Linked DNA regions of Homo sapiens: region 2 is linked to region 1. Evidence: read pairs that join two places in POLR2A ChIA-PET (ENCODE). Cell type or tissue: PC-9. All regions are shown on one strand. Links, peaks and the distances in the headings refer to the core of each region. The heading gives the core; the rest is flanking DNA. Region 1 overlaps SERPING1 (serpin family G member 1). Region 2 overlaps ZDHHC5 (zDHHC palmitoyltransferase 5).

Region 1 (6,615 bases), core at 2,533-6,532:
AAAAAAAGATATTTTCCCAGGCTTTGCTGATGCCTAAGTACAACATAAGACCAAGAACCTTGCTTGGCACAGCTCCAGTGTGCAGCTAGATGGGGATAGAAGCCCTAATATTGAATGCTGTTACGTATTTTTCACCAACCTAGCAAGACAGCGGATAAAGCTGACTTACAGCTTTGTAAGTAATAAATAAATGCAACATTTCTTGAACACCTCTGAGCCATGTTTTTCCCACATCTGAAAGAGGGTGTTTTTCAGATGATGGGGTGATAGGTGAGTTTTTAAAATTTAAATTAAATTTTTTTTTTTTTAGAGACAGGGTCCTACTCTGTTACCCAACCTAGAGTACAGAGGCATAAACATAGCTCACTCTAACTTCGAATTCCTTGGCTCAAGCAATCCTCCCGTCTCAGTCCTTCATAGCTGGAACTACAGACACGTACCACACCCGGATAATTTTTAAAATTTTTTGTAGAGATGAGGTCTGTCTATGTTGCCCAGAGGCTAGTCTCGAAATTCTAGCCTCAAGCAATCCTCCTACCTCAGCCTCTCAGTGTTGGAATTACAGGCACACTGAGCCAGACCTAAGTATTGTTTTTACAGTTTAAAAAAAAACAAAAAACAAAAAAAACAGCTTAAAAAAAAGTTTTCCTTTTTTTTTTAAAAAGGGAGGTGGGTAGATTAGTTCAATGGTTATCAAACATTTTAAAGCAGCAGAACTGCTTTCAAACAAAGGCATGTCTGAAGCCCACAATATAAAATGGACCCTGGCTGAGGCTGGGTGGGGAGCTCAGAGCCCAGCTGGTCCGTTTCCCTCTCACAGGAAGTGGTGAACCCTTCCCCACTGCTCAGGCTCCCCACACCCCACTCCCACCATGACTCCAGAAACAGCTTTGCAAAGTCCTAGGGCTCCGAGGAACAAAGTCTGAAAACAACTACATTGGATCGTTTTGTAAGTTTATTATTAGTATTATCATTATTACCTACTTAATAACATAATACATGTAAATGATAACAAATTCACATAACACAAAAATTAAAAGAATTAGAGTCCCAAGACTCCTTTGACCCAAAAATGAGCAAAAAAATTTTTTGTCTATTTTATGTCTATAGCTCTCTAGCCCTCTAGCCCTATATATTAATGAATGCATATGGGTATTCTTCTTTTTTTTTTTTTTTTTGAGACAGAGTCTCGGTCTGTCACCCAGGCTGGAATGCAGTGGTGCGATCTCAGCTGACTGCAACCTCTGTCTCCCAGGTTGAAGTTATTCTCCTGCTGGGACTACAGGCGCGTGCCACCACACCTGGCTAATTTTTGTATTTTTAACAGAGACAGGGTTTCCTGGTGTTGGCCAGGCTGGTCTTGAACTCCTGACCTCAAGTGATCCGCCCACCTCAGCCTCCCAAAGTGCTGGGATTACAGGTGTGAGACACCGCGCCTGGCCCGCCCGCCCCATTTTTTTTTTTTTTTTTTGAGATGGTGTCTCGCTCTGTTGCCCAGGCTGGAGTGCAGTGGCGCAATCTCGGCTCACTGCAAGCTCCGCCTCCCGGGTTCATGCCATTCTCCTGCCTCAGCCTCCCAAGTAGTTGGGACCACAGGCGCCTGCCACCATGCCCGGCTAAGTTTTGTATTTTTTTGGCAGAGACAGGGTTTCATCTTGTTAGCCAGGATGGTCTTGATCTTCTGACCTCGTGGTCCGCCCGCCTCAGCCTCCCAAAGTGCTGGGATTACAGGCATGAGCCACCGCGCCCGGCCTTTTTTTTTTGAGACAGAGTCTTGCTCTGTCATCCAGGCTGGAGTGCAGTGGCGCGATCTCGGCTCACTGCAGCCTCTGCCTCCCAGGTTCAAGCGATTCTCCTGCCTCAGCCTCCTGAGTAGCTGGGATTACAGGTGCACACCACCATGCCAGGGTAATTTCTTGTATTTTCAGTAGAGACGGAGTTTCACTATGTTAGTTAGCCAGACTGGTCTCGAACTCCTGACCTTGTGAATCGCCTGCCTCGGCCTGCCAAAGTGTTGCGATTACAGGCGTGAGTCACCGCGCCTGGCCTTTTTTCTTTCTTCCTTTTTTTTTTTTTGAGACAGAGTTTTGCTGTTTCACTCAGGCTGGAGTGAAGTGGCATGATCTCAGCTCACTGCAACCTTCACTCTCTTGGGTTCAAGCGATTCTCCTGCCTCAGCCTCCTGAGTAGTTGGGATTATAGGCGCCTGCCACCATGCCAGGCTAATTTTTGTGTTTTTAATAGAGACAGGGTTTTGCCATGTTGGCCAGGCTGGTCTTGAACTCCTGACCTCAGGTGTTCCACCCACCTCAGCCTCCCAAAGTGCTGGGATTACAGGTGTGAGCCACCATGCCCAGCCGTACCCCCAACTTTTTTTTTTTTAATGGAGACAGGTTTCGCCATGCTGCCCAGGCTGGTCTTGAAGGCCTTGGCCTCCCAAAGTCCTAGCATACCTTCAACTCCTTGAACTTACAGATGAGAGCCACCATGCCCGGCCCGGCTTTCTCCTTCTTTGTTTTTTTTTTTGTTTTTGTTTTGTTTTTGTTTTTTTTTTTGAGACGGAGTCTTGCTCTGTCGCCCAGGCTGGAGTGCAGTGGCGTCATCTCGGCTCACTGCAACCTCCGCCTCCCAGGTTCAAGCAATTCTCCTGCCTCAGCCTCCTGAATAGCTGGGATTACAGGTGCCCGCCACCATGCCCAGCTAATTTTTGTATTTTTAGTAGAGACAGGGTTTCACCATGTTGGTCAGGCTGGTCTCGAACCCCTGACCTCGTGATCCACCTGCCTCGGCCTCCCAAAGTGCTGGGATTACAGGTGTGAGCCACCACGCCCAGCCTGGCTTTCTGCTTCTTAATCTTTTGAGGTAGATAGCATCATCACTATTTTACTGTACCTGCCCGGTTATTTTTATTCTAAAGCAGTTGATGAATGCCAGAGACTTGTCTAAGGTCTCATTAGAAGAACAGTCTAGTTCCTGGAGTGACCTAATGCTCCTGCCAAGGTCTTCACCTGCTCTGCAGTCCATCCCTGATACTGTAGCTCCAACATTCCCTCTGTCCTTTCTTTCCCCAGCGCTGGGTCCCCCTTCAGAGTCCTCTCAGGACCCTCCTCTGCAGACACTGCCCATTCCTGGGCACTCACCTGGGCTGTGGAAGATCTGAGAGACTGAGGTGACACCTTTGGTCGTGAAGCCCTTCAGGGCCTGGTGGACACAGGTGAAGTCCTTGGGGTAAGAGAGGATGCTCTCCAGGTTTGTTTTGGTGTTCTCCCCAGCCCCTGCAACAAAGGGCAGAGATGAAAGATACTTGCAGGATGAGTCGGGGGCCTTCCTTGGGAATGAGGGTTGGGGACCAGGCTGGAATGGAGGGTATTCCCTGCTTTGGAGGGGATCACAGATCATCTGAGCTGGAAGTGTTCTCTCAATCTCTCTTTTTTTTTTTTTTTTTTTTTTTTTTGAGACAGAGTCTTGCTTTGTTGCCCAGGCTGGAATGCAGTGGTGCAATCTCAGCTCACTTGAATCTCCAGGTTCAAGCAATCCTCCCACCTCTGCCTCCCAAGTAGCTGGGACAATAAGCATGCATCACTATGCCTGGCTAATTTTTGCATTTTTAGTAGAGATGGGGTTTCAACATGTTGGCCAGGCTGGTCTTGAACTCCTGCCTTGGCCTCCCAAAGTGCCAGGATTATAGGTGTGAGTCACCGTGCCCAGCCAAGAAAGATTCTGTAGCCTTTTTAGAATTCTCTCTGGGGAGTAATAGCTCTGTCCCCACTGCTTGTAGTAATTTGTTTGTGCCATTCCTAGGGTAATTACCAAATGGGACTTGACAGTAATCCCTCAAGATGGCAGAGGATTTACATTTTTTTGACCTCCCACTAAGTCAGACACTAGGCTGCTTCTTTTTTTTTTTTGAGACAGAGTCTTGCTCAGTCTTCCCAGGCTGGAGTGCAGTGGCATGATTTCGGCTCACTGCAACCTCTGCCTCCCGTGTTCAAGTGATTCTCCTGCCTCAGCCTCCTGAGTAGCTGGGGTTACAGGTGTGCACCACCATGCCTAGCTAATTTCTTTTTATTTTTAGTAGAGACGGGGTTTCACCATGTTAGTCAGGCTGGTCTCGAACTCCTGACCTCGTGATCTGCCCGCCTCGGCCTCCTAAAATGCTGGGATTACAGGTGTGAACCACCGCATCCGGCCTGGCTTTCTGCTTCTTAATCTTTTGAGGTAGATAGCATCATCACTATTTTACACAAGAGGACTCAAGGCTCAGAGAGGTTAAAGTGATCTGCCCAAGGTCACAGAGCTAGAAGGCAGTACTAACCACATCTACTCTAGGTCTATCTCTGATAATTTTTTTTTTTTTTTGAGACAGAGTCTCGCTCTGTCACCCAGACTGTAGTGCAATGGTGCGGTCTCGGCTCACTGCAACCTCCACCTCCTGGGTTCAAGCGATTCTCCTGCCTCAGCTGCCCAAGTAGCTGGGATTACAGGCATGCACCACCACTCCCTGATAATTTTTGTATTTTTAGTAGAGACAGGGTTTCACCATGTTGGCCAGGCTGGTCTTGAACTCCTGACCTCAGGTGATCCACCCGCCTTGGCCTCCCAAAGTGCTGGGATTACAGGCGTGAGCCACTGCGCCTAATTTCATCTTTCTTATCACCTCTCCTTGCCATGAAACATGGTTAGTGGCTGCGACCTTATTTTATATGTTCTTGTATAGTCACAGAGTTTTACAAGCAATCGTGCCTATTACATCACTGTGAAATGATGGAATGTTCAAGAATGAAAAGATACATCCCTCTACCCCACCCCCAATATATAATAGCCCATTTTTACAGCTTCTTCCCAGAGGCATGGCTTTGTAAGTGTCTGGATTGGTGACTCTTATGGGAGTGTCCAACAAATGACCTGGAGAGAATTCAAGCAGGGTCTTACCGAGCAGGACCTGGGTAAGGAGGCTGGCGATGCTGAATGGGGAAAAGGCCATGTTGGTCTCCACCTTCTTCATTGCTGAGAAGGCGTGGTAGAGCTTCAGGGAGAAATCTACCAAAGCATCCCCCAACACGGCCTCTGTTGAATGACTCTCCAAGTCAGAGCAGAGAGTAACAGGTCCTGGGCAGAAGGACCCAGTAGTGGGCTGGGTAGGAGAATCTGTTGGGAGCTGGGTAGTTGGTTGGGTGGGTTGGATGGTGGGTTGGGTGGTGGGCTCTGTGGTGGGTTGTGTGGTGGGTTCATCAGTGGTATTAGCTGTTATTTTGGTGGCTGAATTGGTTGTTGAGTTGGTTGTCGGCAAGCTGGAAACCTCCAGGATGGGTTCAACGAATAGCATCTTGGAGATAACTGTTGTTGCGACCTTCCCTTCGCCTCTGTCTTGCAAACTCTCTGGATCCTGGGAGCTGGAGCTGGTAGCATTTGGATTTGAGGAGGCTCTATCCTGTGGTTCAAGAAACTGAGTTTCATTTTTTTCTTACTACGAGGCACAGTCCTCTAAAATACTCAAAGCAGGAAGAGAAGGTGTGGATGTGGAAAATGTCCTGTACAAGAGAGTAATTTCTGACAGTGCGGCAGATGAGCAATCTGTCTTAGAACCACCACCACTAATTCCTCAGAGAAGGGGCAATACAGGGTGAGGGTGGGGGTGCACAGGAATGTGCTCTGCAGAAGATGAGGGATAGTCAGGGACTCTGTAATCTCTGACCAATTACTGCCCTGTAGGAAGTTGTTTTCCAAACAGTGAAGCTGAGTGTTGTCATTTATCTATGTTCTTGCAATTTCCTGTAAATATCTACCTGTTTGACTCACTTGCTTGGCTAGTACAGACATTTGAACTTGTGCTCCTTGATTTAGAACAGTAAATTTTTAAACTGTGGGTTGCAACCCATTAGTGGGTGTGGAAAAACAGTACACATTAGGAAGGGAACGAAGAAAGGGAAGGAGGAAAGAAGGGAGGCAGGAAGGGAGGGAGAGAGAAGTAGTATAGGCCAGCGGCTCTGAAACAATTTTGACTCCCAGGGGATATTTGGCAATGTCCAGAGACATTTTTGGTTGTCACAGGGAGACAGCAGGGAAGATGCTACCGGAATCTAGTGCGTAGAGGCTAGAGATATACTGCAAAACATCCTAAAATGCGCAGGGTAGCCCCTCAGCAATGAATTATCCAGCCCCAATGTCAACAGATCCTCCACTGAGAAACCACGCATTAGCTCCATTTCACAGGTAGAGAAACTCATACCGACACATATTAACTAGTCCAGGGTCTCACAGAAATGGGAGAAACAGCTAGGGGTCAAAACAAGGTCTCTGATTCCAAACTCCCTGCTCATAACTACATCATCTGCTGAGTATGTGATACCAACTTGCGCGTGCACACACACACACACGCACATACACACACCCCTACCTACCTTTCTCCTGGGATCCTGCACTTCTTAGCCTTATTTCTAGTCCATGACCTCCCAGACCACTGGGACCTCTCACTGCTATTGACCCCCACCCAGACCCACGTATGTTTGCTACCATTCTTCCCTGTCTTCACAGGCCCTAGCCTGGGACCACCGTCTGTGTCACAGCAGCCAAACCTCTCCTCCCCACAGCTCTTTTCTACAACAAACTCTTGCT
Region 2 (11,260 bases), core at 4,449-8,448, 74 kb before region 1:
AGGAAAGGAAGAAGAGGACAGGAGAACAAGACAGCATATGATTCCAGAGAATTAAACCACAGCAGTCTGGGATTCTGTGAAGAAAAGGTATCTGCACCCACCAAAACAAAAAGCACAGCCCTGAGACTGACTCAGAGCAGTTTGGAGGAACTCAGTTCCTTAACGAGATACAAGCAAATCAAGATAAGAGACAAAACTGTCACAAAGCATCTCACAAATCTTTACCACCACCATCTATTTATTCAAATTCCATTCAGCCATTCATTTTGAAAAGTTTTTAGTATTTATTATATGCCAGGCTTTTTAGATAGTAAATATCCATTAGCTGTTTGGTTCTCTTGATATGTCAGTACACAATTAGCAGACAAAATAACGAAGCTGGAGCAAGGGCATCAATTTTAGGGACTAAACAGACCTTCAGTCATAGTTCTATACTATCCTCAAAGAAAGCCCCCCATGGAAGCTTCTTCCTCTGTGAGTTCTTTGGTTCAGAAAAGATGTCTCCATACATTGGCAGGGTTTGGAGTGGAATATAAGCAAAAAGAAGAGTTCCTGCACCGCCTCACCCCAAAGCCTGACCTCCTAGGTTCCTTAAGAAGGAGGGAGAGAAACTGAAAACCAGTCATCCAGGTCAGAGCCCCTCCCTAGTACTAAGTTGTCACTTCAATTTCCGCCTGGGGAAGAAGAGAAAGGGTGACTCACTTGACTCCTACAGCCTGGGAAGATAATTAGAAGGGAAAAAGAAATTAAATCCTTAGAACACTGAGGTGCCCATGATTTAAAAGTCTCATTCCTACAACTGGCCACTGTGGCCTCTTGAGCTTCTGAAAGAAATATTCACCTTAGTTTCCATCTCTGAGAGAAACTAATGAGAGTAAGAACAAGATATGAAACCTCCTGCAGGCCCATGTCAATCTTTCTGACTCGACTCTTTCTTCAGTTTTGTTTTTTGAGACAGGGTCTCGCTCTCTTGCCCAGGCTGGAGTGTAGTGGCAAGATCACAGCTCACTGCAGCCTCAAACTCCTGAGCTCCAGTGATCCTCCCACCCCAGCCTCCTGGGTAGCTGGGACTACAGATGCACACCACCACGCCCGGCTAATTTTTTGTAGAGACAGGGTTTCACCATGTTGCCCAGGCTGGACTCAACTCTTGAGCTCAAAGCGATTTGCCCGCCTCAGCCTCCCAAAGTGCTGGGATTACAGACATGAGCCACCATGCCCAGCCAGTTTCATTTTTAGGCAAAGCAACTCAGTTTCTTGGGGATCCTGCCAACCTATCCCTGGATGATGAACTTTACCCTACAACCTTCTGGATATCAACTTGGTCCAGATAAAGTGTGTAATCCTGGAATGGAATTCCAGTATCTGTTGCCAAAATAAAGTCTGCCCCCACAGTGCCAGAATCTAGAAATGATGCAAATAACAACTTCATGGACAATATTTGCTCCTAGATTCACAGAACCATTGCTTCCAATCAGCACTATAAGGGAACACCCCACCAAGGAGAGGCATGTGTGAGCAGAGCCCGTTCTTGCCATATCCCAAATTCTGCTTGATTTAAGGAGAGGCTTTCCGTTGCTATGGTACTTTGCCAGATTCCTAGGTGACCACCCCAAGTGGCCTGTCTGAATCTGTTGCCTTTGATGGAAGATGAGGCCAGAGCTCAGAACAGGAGATGTTGGGGCTCGTCCTTAGACTATGGCAATAATCATAAAGCTCTAAAAGCCTAGGGAGTGGTCACAGCCCAGAAGGCTGGCTGACTCATTGACAGGACTACCAGACCTATACCATCTCAGGTAGAACGGGTTCTTCTGCCCATCCATTCAGCACTCCTGTTTTCAAGACCAAATAAAATTGGCAGAGTGGGGCCAGGTATGGTGGCTCACGCCTGTAACCCTAGCACTCTGGGACACCAAGGTAAGTGGATCACCTGAGGTCAGGAGTTCGAGACCAGCCTGGCCAACATGGTGAAACTCTGTCTCTACTAAAAATACAAAAATTATCCGGGCGTGGTGGTGGGCACCAGTAATCCCAGCTACTCGGGAGGCTGAGGCAAGAGAATCACTTGAACCCGGGGGGCAGAGGTTGCAGTGAGCCAAGATCGCGCCACTTCACGACAGCCTGGGCGTAAAAGCCAAACTCCGTCTCAAAATATATATACAAAATAAAATAAAAAATAAAAATAAATAAAATTGGGAGAATGGATTCCAATATCCACACTCCTGAAACCCTGTTTCAGAGCACTCCCTAATGCATCCTGTTACAAAAAAATGGTTAAGTTCTTAGAAAGAAACACAAAGTAGGAGTCAAGAATCTTTGGATTTTAATCCTGCCTCAATTAATACTTCTCTATGCAAGGCCTTAGGTAATCCACATGAAACTCTCCAACCTTGTTACTTCAGCTACATAGTACAAACATGAGAATGAAGGAGAAAGATCTTCATTCAAAAGTTATTAGAATTCATTTTTTTTGAGACAGGGTCTCGCTCTGTCACCCATGCTTGGCTCACTAAAATTGCCTCCCAGATTCAAGCAACCCTTCAGCCTTACCCTCCCAAGTAGCTGGGACTACAGGTGCATGCCACCATGACCAGCTGACTTTGCTTATTTTTTGTAGAGACAGGTCTCACTATGTTGGCCAGGCTGGTCTCGAACTCCTGGGCTCAGCGATCCTCCCGCCTCAGCCTCCCAAAGTACTAGGATTACAGGTGTGAGCCACTGCTCCCAGCCGCTAGAATTTTTTTTTTTTTTTTTTTTGAGACAGAGTTTTGCTCTGTCACCCAGGCTGGAGTGCAGTGACGCGATCTCGGCTCACTGCAAGCTCCGCCTCCCGGGTTCACACCATTTTCCTGCCTCAGCCTCCCGAGTAGCTGGGACTACAGGCGCCCACCACCACGCCTGGCTAATTTTTTTGTATTTTTAGTAGAGAACGGGTTTCACCGTGTTAGCCAGGATGGTCTCGATCTCCTGACCTCCTGATCTGCCTGTCTCAGCCTCCCAAAGTGCTAGAATTCTTTTTAAACTAGCTGGCTTGATACTGAGCATTCAGTGGACAGAAGACAAAAGAAAACATTATTAACTATCACCATCATTATCATCATCATCAATTATTCCACCTCTACCTTCCCCTATCTGAAATACTAGGAATTCAAGGACACTTAAAACAGAGACACTAAGCTCCTAAAGAATAGGTCTATGCATTCTGCCCATGCCTAGCATATTGCTTGAGCATATGACTAGTGTTCCTTGTTGATGAGAGAAGGCTGAAATGAATGTTCCACTTCCTGCCCATGGGGATCCTCATTTAGAAATCCTTTCCTCAAGATTCCATGAGAAAACAATTTCTCCCTTTACAGGTGGGCAACCCAGTTTCTCTGAAAACACCTGATTTGTGGTACCCAGACTTTCAACCAGCTGAATGTGAGACGTAGGACCTGGGCACTTATTCCTGGATAAGAAAACAATGTGAGAAGGAAAAGGCACAACCACTGCTCCATTAATGTGCTAAATCACAAGGCTGCTCCCACTCAAATCAGGTGCTAATACCTCTGCAGTTACGGGGGAGGGGGGACCAGAGAGAACTCCATGGAGGTCGGCCAACTTCCTGTGGGTAAAAGGGTTGGAAGAGGACTGAGGCAGAAACTGAAAAGCCGCAAACTATATAATGGATGGGAGCCTGAAAAGACCATCATGGATTTCCATACAACTCTGACTTTATCCTTCCCTTAGATCACGTGAAGTGGCCAGGTGCGGTGGCTCACGACTGTAATCCCAGGACTTTGAGAGGCCGAGGTGGGTGGATCACCTGAAGTCAGGAGTTTGAGGCCAGCCTGGCCATTATGGTGAAACCCCAACTCTACTAAAAATACAAAAATTAGCTGGGCTTAGTGGCAGGCGCCTGTAATTCCAGCTACTCAGGAGGTTGAGGCAGGAGAATCGCTTGAACCCAGGAGGCAGAGGTTGCAGTGAGCCGAGATCACACCACCACACTCCAGCCTGGGCAACAGAGTAAGACTCCATCTCAAAAAAAAAAAAAAAAAAAAATCACGTGAAGCAGAGATCTTATCCTGCCCCCTCCCCACCAGCTTTAGAAATGGATAAAATAGGGGCTGGGCGTGGTGGCTCACGCCTGTAATCCCAGCACTTTGGGAGGCTGAGGCGGGCAGATCACGAGGCCAGGAGATCACGACCATCCTGGCTAACACGGTGAAACCCCTTCTCTACTAAAAATACAAAAAATTAGCCGGGTGTAGTGGTGGGTGCCTGTAGTCCCAGCTACTCGGGAGGCTGAGGCAGGAGAATGGCATGAACCCAGGAGGCAGAGCTTGCAGCGAGCCGAGATCGCGCCACTGCACTCCAGCCTGGGCGACAGAGTAAGACTCCATCTCAAAAAAAAAAAAAAAAAAAAAAAAAAAAAATCACGTGAAGCAGAGATCTTATCCTGCCCCCTCCCACCAGCTTTAGAAATGGATAAAATAAGACCTTAACTGGACTAATTCACAGTTTGATGAGACTTTAAACAAGATACAATTCAAAGTGATTCGAAATGGTGTTACCAGGAGCACTAGGTCTCAGGAGATCCTACACGGTAAAGAGGCGATACCAAGGGGCTGGGCCTCTATATGCCAGCCTCACTTGAACCAGAGCAGCCCTAATTTTTATGTTGGTTTTTTTTTTTGTATATAAGATTTCATTTGAAAAAGGGTCATGTTGCTTAAACAAACTGCTGTAGGTCAACGTTCTCACTGTAAACAGGAAGAACTTAGGTCCACAAAGGTTAACAGACTTCACCAGAATCAATCTCCTGACCTCCCCCAAAGAGGGCTTATCCCACTTACCTAGGACTGCCCCTCTGCCAGTCAAAAAACAAGATTAAACTAAGATAGATAAGCATCCAAGTAGTTATCCTAAATGAAGTCTAGTAACTAACTGGGAGGTAGAAGGTTACTTCAGCAGACACTCTCCCTCCCAAATAGTGAAAACAGAGAAGAATTAAGACAGGATCCCCACCATTCCTTAGTTTTAGTGCTGGACAAATTCAGGGAATGAGAGGGATTAGAGTTCCAGGAGGAAGGCCTGAACTGTTCTGTTCAAGATTCTCTGGGGCAGATCACTATTTCTTTGATGCAAACTCAACTAGTAATTTCTGCTCATAGCTTTCCCCAACTTAACAAAGAAACATGGAAGGTAAATTGTTCCTAACTAGTTGAAGTCTACATGCCTCCACTAATTATGTCTGTTACCTGAAAGGGACTCTCCCTCCTACTCGCATTCCTCTATATCCCAAAGTAATTCTCACCTGGGGCTTCTAATAATGTAGCTAGTTGTAGCCTAGTGAAGAGAATAGGAGGATGATAGAGTAGTTACAGATTTACAGCCCCACATAGGAGCTAGTTCAGAGAGTTTTCCTCTTGCCTCTCCATTTGAAACCCTGAACTCTTTTTTAGGTTGTATGGTTTTAAACAGGGGATTCTCCAGGGAACTGAACCTCGAAAGAGGTAAAATACATGAGAGGATAGTTTTTAAGAACAGTGGTGCCTCAGCCCAGATATATGCTTACAGAGGAAATACTCTAGTCAGATGGAGAAGAGGAGATGAGAATTTCAGAATTACCCGAGCTAGGTGCTAGAGTAAGATAAACAGTGTGTTTGTGCCCCCACAAGGTGACTAGGGGAGATGCTTAGGAAAAGATGGAGCCCAGAAATTGGTCCTGTGGAAACTAGCGCCAGGGGGAAGGAACTCCAGCTATGACTTAGGGTTCTTCTAACTTTGGATGAGAGGCAATAATTCCAAATAAGGTCAATATTGTCCTCCAAAATCCTTTTTCCTAGAGCTAAGAGACCATGGAATAAGGAGGGCTCCTACTTTACTGGCACCAGGGAATGAGAAAGTAGGTTAAACAGCTTCAACTATCAGTTGAGAAAATGCCTATGTCAGGACAACTCTTTGTAGGCAAACTGGTATAACCAGTCAAACACTTCAATGGTTCCAGATTAGCAAATTAAAAACAAGGATTCAGCTTGCTCTATCTCAAGAAGAGGGAGCTTGAAAGACAGAAATCATTTAGTCCCCTCAATTTCCTTCTCCAAAGGCTTTGCCTCTTAAAGGAAAATAGACCCTCCCCAATTGAGCAGAGTTAAGGGTGTCAAACTGGTCTTGTACATACCCCTCTTGACCCAGAACCAAAATTGCTACAGGATACTAAGATATAATATAAATGTCCCTTAGTTAAAATTTTGATTCTACTTCCTGGCCATATTAGCAAAAACCAAAACAAGTTCTGACACCAAAGACTCACCCCTCTTTCTGGTAGTAAATGTATGAAGAAGGACAGAGCACTGAACATGTTGAGTTTAAGCAAGAGGAAAAGGTTATGAAGAAAATATTAAGTCAGAGAAAAGCAGCACTGTCTCTAGATCCTTGAGAGACTCCAGCAGGTATGCTCAAGCTCAGAGCTGGGGGCCAAAAAATCTACAACTTCTCTGCTTCAGAGGAGGTGAGAAGTAGGATGGTGTTCATGCCTTAGATAGTGATTCTTTCTCTCCTTCTTTAAAAACTAGAGAAATACATCAGTATTACTTTGCTGACTCTTTAGACAATGTGACCCACATTTTTCAGAATATCTTTTGGCTTCTAAAGCTAAATATGGGGAGTTTTCCTTCCCTCCTACCTCAGATTTAACTTGTGTATAATTGCCTCCACCCCAATAATCTCTACTTCAATGAGCCCAAGTGTTTTTATTCCCTACCACTTCAATTCACTTCTTCCTCTTTCCAGCAACCTCATGTTGCTCTGAATAACACTTCACAACTAGGTTTGAGCCTGAACCATGACAAAGTAACTTCCCAGAAGATCCAGCATGCTCTGATGATTCCAAGAGCTGCAACTAGAGCACTAAATCAATGACTCAACAGTATAAGGCTCAGAAGCCTGGTACATGTTAATTTATAAACAGGTAACAGCAAGGATGCCTTCCAGATGGTCAAGAGCTTAATAAAAAAAAAAAAAAAACTGAGGAAAAAGGGAAGGTTTAAATCACTCAGTCTCTTCCAATAACAAGTAAATGAAGAAAGTCTGAAGATCAAAGTGAGAATGATGCAGATCCTAGATCCTAAATGGGAAATTTTTTCATACCAACTGCTTTTCCCAACAGAACCAAGTAATGGGAAAATTACTGTCATTCCCTCGGCAGAAACTAACATAAAGGGACTCTTTTAGGACTCTCTTCCCAAATACAACTTACCCTTTCCTTTCTCAGTGGCCTTCACTTCTCCAGGCTTCTGTTCTTAAGAGTACAAAGAAAACCATCTGGGTAGCACTAAAAGCCAAAACTCTCTCATTGGTGTATCTTATAAATCAATTCTGAAATTTTCCAATACTCTCAGTTTCCACAATCTCAAACCTAAGTTTCAGACATCCTGGAAAAAAGCCATTAGCATTTAAAAAGGCTTTAGTCGGCCCAGCATGGTGGCTCACACCTGTAATCCCAGCACTTTGGGAGGCCAAGGTGGATGGATCACTTGAGTTCAGGAGTTTGAGACCAGCCTGGCCAATATGGTGAAACCCCATCTCTACTGAAAATAAAAAAAATTAGCCAGGTGTGGTGGTTGGCACTTTTAATCCTAGCTACTAAGGAGCCTGAGGCAGGAGAATCGCTTGAACTTGGGAGGCGGACGTTGCAGTGAGCCGAGACCGCGACATTGCACTCCAGCCTGAGTGACAGAGCAAGAGACGCTGCCTCCAAAAAAAAGCCTTTAGTCTAGTCTAGTTCTCTTTCTCATAGAATTGACTGCTTAAACTGCTTTAAGCCTCTCTGGTGGTTTCCTCCCACTTCCTTCCTAGCTTAGGATCATCTAATGATGGAGCTGGGTAGAAAAATATGAAGACATCTATGATTCCAAAATAAAGGAGGAAAGGGTAGGTAGAAGATTCAGCGAAGTAAAACTGATAACACGACTGAAAGGACAGGCTTTTTCTCATTTTTCTTACATGTCTCTGGGATTTGGATTTACCTGTACCAGACGCTGAGCCCTCTCAGTCACTTGGCTTTGCAAAACTCAAGAGAAAGCGTTATCTCCTCACTTCCCATGGAGTATCCACCCACCCAAACACCCCTGCTGGGAGAAAACTCACGTAAAGGCAAAGAAGAGTGTCGTAGCTCCCACTAGGAAGATGGCGGCTGCAGAGACCGGGACATACTTGCTGGGTTTGAATCTCTTTCCAGACTCTGCGGGCATGTTGGAGCTCTGATGGGAAATCTGCCCTGCCGCATAGCCCAGGCCCACACAGCGGCAGAACAGACAAGAAAATGGGAGGAGGGAAGCAACAGAGAGGAGTACAAAAGAAAACCAGGGAAACAGAAAACTTTATCACCCTTCCCCCTCCCAAATAAAGCCAAAGGTCAAAAGATCTCAAATGAAGGAAAGCACATGGGAGGGGGAAAGGTGATTCCAAATGATGAATAACCACCTCCCCAGAACAAGGCAGAAGGGAAGATTAAGAAACACAACTTGTACAGTTTAAAAACTGGAGACAAACAGTAGGCTGTACACATGCAAATGGTTGCAGGTGGAAAACATGGACAGTCAGACAGATCAAGATACAGCTCATGGATGGAGGCAGGTCTTCAAAAGAAGGAGAGAATATCAGGGTATGGCAAAAAAACTTTGGGCAAAGAAAAATTCTTCTGAGATACTATAGTACCTCCACGACTACAGTTCCATAAAATGTGAGCTGCACCTAAAAGAGGTGTGCCCTGTGTTTCTATTTCTATTTCAATCCAAGAAGGAACCTGAGGCCCCTTCCAACTTTAAAGAGGAGCTTTGTTTACTGCAGTCTTTGTCTCTTTTAGGTAGTCTTCTCAATGCCACCACTCCCACACCCTGACTTCACCAGGGCTTGTAGTCTGGCAATGGTGGTTTAATTTATTTCTCTCTTGATGGCTAAAGCTGGACAACAGCTGTTCTAAGTTTGAGCTGTAAATCCTTTTCTTTGAAGGGGCAAGGAAAACAGGGCAAGCTTCTCTGTCTTCAATCTCTTCTTGTTATTCCCAAGCCCTTTAAGGGCTCTGTTTCCTACAAAGTTCATGTAAAACTAAAGGGAAACTTAAAATCCTTGAAGCCATGTTCTTCCCAATAGGCAGAATAAGATGAAGAAATCAATTCCAATTGATGACACTTCAAAAGTTTACTGTGGATGAAAACGAAGTTCCAAAGATGTCCCTGTTTCCAGACTAGTCAATGTCTCTTATCTTTCTTCAGTCTTCAGCTTTCCAGATGCAGAGTTCAACCAGGTTACTGTGTCTCACCTGGAGAAAAACAAGTATCTTTATCAGAGAATTCTTTCAGGGTATTTCTTAGACACCAAGGCTAAAATTCCACAGGCTGCTGTTAAAAAGTACTTTCTGAAAGAAAGACTGTTTTCCATTTCACTTACATGTATGTGGGTAAGAAGGGACTCTGAATTCAGAGGAAAACTGACTTGAGAATCCTTTGCTCTGTTCAGATTGGAAGCAGAACATGGCTTCACCTGGCCAAAGGACATCAAAGGACTAGCTCTTGTAAGGGGCCCATCTCACCTGACATAGATGGTAGTAACAAATACCAAGAATATCAAAATCACAAACAAGGGCACAGCAGTGAAGGGCAGTCCTAGAACAAAGATTTCTCTTTGGACAAGAAGAGTGTTTATTGTTATAGTGAAAAAAGAAAAAAATTAACCTCAAAATTAGGAAAGCAAGTCTCATTTTCTTTCTCTGTGTGTTTCTTTTGCTCCTCTATGCTTTTTAGTTACAATCCTGAAGAGGTAGAAGCTGAATTTTTGGTCTTTTGGAATCACCCATTAGAACACTGGGTAAGAAATGTTCTTGCAGAGAAAGCCATGATGCCCTCTATGAGAAACTGAATAAGCATAGCATAGGGTTGGTTCTTTTTTCCCAATTCAACAGTTTATTATTCCTATATTGGCCTAAGGTAACTGAGCCCCACCTGCCCCAATATGATTAAAAGTAACAATTATTTCTGTTGATGACAATAACAAACTAACACCAGCACCTTGGGATTTTATAAAATGCTTTTCATCTGGTGATCTAAAAGCACTTTACTCACATTATCTGGTGACGCAGTCCCTTATCCCACTCTTTAAAATTGAAGGCTACAGAATGCCCGAGGACATTCCACTGAATCACCTCAGGTTCAGAACTCAAGAGGTCACATGCCCCTCTGGTGACACAAACCCTTTCTACCTTTTCATCCACTACCTGCCCAGAGATGATAACTTGGAATCTGCAAGCCAAAAATTTTAAGTTAGAATTTTAAAAGAAAGTAGTTTTATTCCCTTCTCTACTAAAAATACAAAAATTAGCCGGGCGGGCGCCTGTAGTCCCAGCTACTCAGGAGGCTGAGGCAGGAGAATCACTTGAACCCAGGAGGCGGAGGTTGCAGTGAGCCACTGCACTACAGCCTGGGCAACAGAGCAAGACTCTGTCTCAAAAAAAAAAAAAAAAAAATCAGAAGATTCAGATAACAAAATATAAATGTGCCCTATAATGTACCACTTCCTCTCTCACCTATGGCATGGAAGGCAAAGGTGCCTTCCCTTACGATTCATTTCTCTCTTTAAAATTAGGGTTTCAGAGGGCCAAACAGCAGTATTAGAATACAGTGAGCGCCAAAAGATTCTAAGAAACTGTTATAGTCCTAGAAAACATAAATCCTCTCTAGTCCCTGATTTAATGATTATTTAACTCTCAGTTTCCTACAGGAATGGAAGCCTAACATTTGGAATGTAGGCCTCAGTAACTTTGTTAACAAAAGCAAACTCTTGATTTGTAGACAATATGTACTTTTTTTTTTTTTTTGAAACACAGTTTCCCTCTGTCACCCAGGCTGAAGTGCATGGTGTGATCTCAGCTCACTGCAACCTCCGAGTCCCGGATTCAAGCAATTCTCCTGTCTCAGCCTCCCGAGCAGCTGGGATTACAGGAGGGCACCACCACACCCAGCTAATTTTGTATTTTTAGTAGAGATGGGGTTTCACCATGTTGCCCAGGCTGGTCTCGAACTCCTGACCTCCAGGTGATCTGCCTCCTCACCCAAAGTGCTGGGATTACAGGTGTGAGACACTCTGCCCAGCCAATATGTACTATTAAAGCAAACTTTTCCCTCAAAATCCCAAAGACTAGAAAAGATGGAAAATTATACTACTTAAATTTTATCTAGAGTAGAATATCATTTAGATACTATATATTGTTTCATATATT

The links. ChIA-PET counts read pairs that join two places held together with the same protein. Peaks named below come from ENCODE experiments on the same cell type or tissue, not always from the same donor. Only the 100,000 strongest peaks of a DNase experiment are listed, where the experiment ranks them.
Region 2: POLR2A ChIA-PET joins it to region 1 with 10 read pairs; 2 of 35 experiments call an interaction of 5 or more read pairs at or near these places.

The regions. Positions count from the first base shown.
Region 1 is chr11:57,598,695-57,605,309 of GRCh38, reverse strand. It overlaps SERPING1 (serpin family G member 1), which reads right to left. Exons shown (of 8, transcript NM_000062.3): 3 at 4,933-5,431; 4 at 3,141-3,275. Among named protein-coding and RNA genes, the nearest start is that of SERPING1, 4.3 kb to the right of the region's middle. In PC-9, for the core only: no CTCF peak of the experiment used is centred there; no DNase peak of the experiment used is centred there; H3K27me3 peaks cover 1,034 bases.
Region 2 is chr11:57,670,068-57,681,327 of GRCh38, reverse strand. ZDHHC5 (zDHHC palmitoyltransferase 5) reads right to left here. Exons shown (of 12, transcript NM_015457.3): 2 at 8,134-9,307. The coding sequence starts at 8,237. Among named protein-coding and RNA genes, the nearest start is that of ZDHHC5, 7.6 kb to the right of the region's middle. In PC-9, for the core only: no CTCF peak of the experiment used is centred there; DNase peaks (open chromatin) are centred at 5,957 and 6,887; H3K4me3 peaks cover 329 bases; H3K27ac peaks cover 2,242 bases.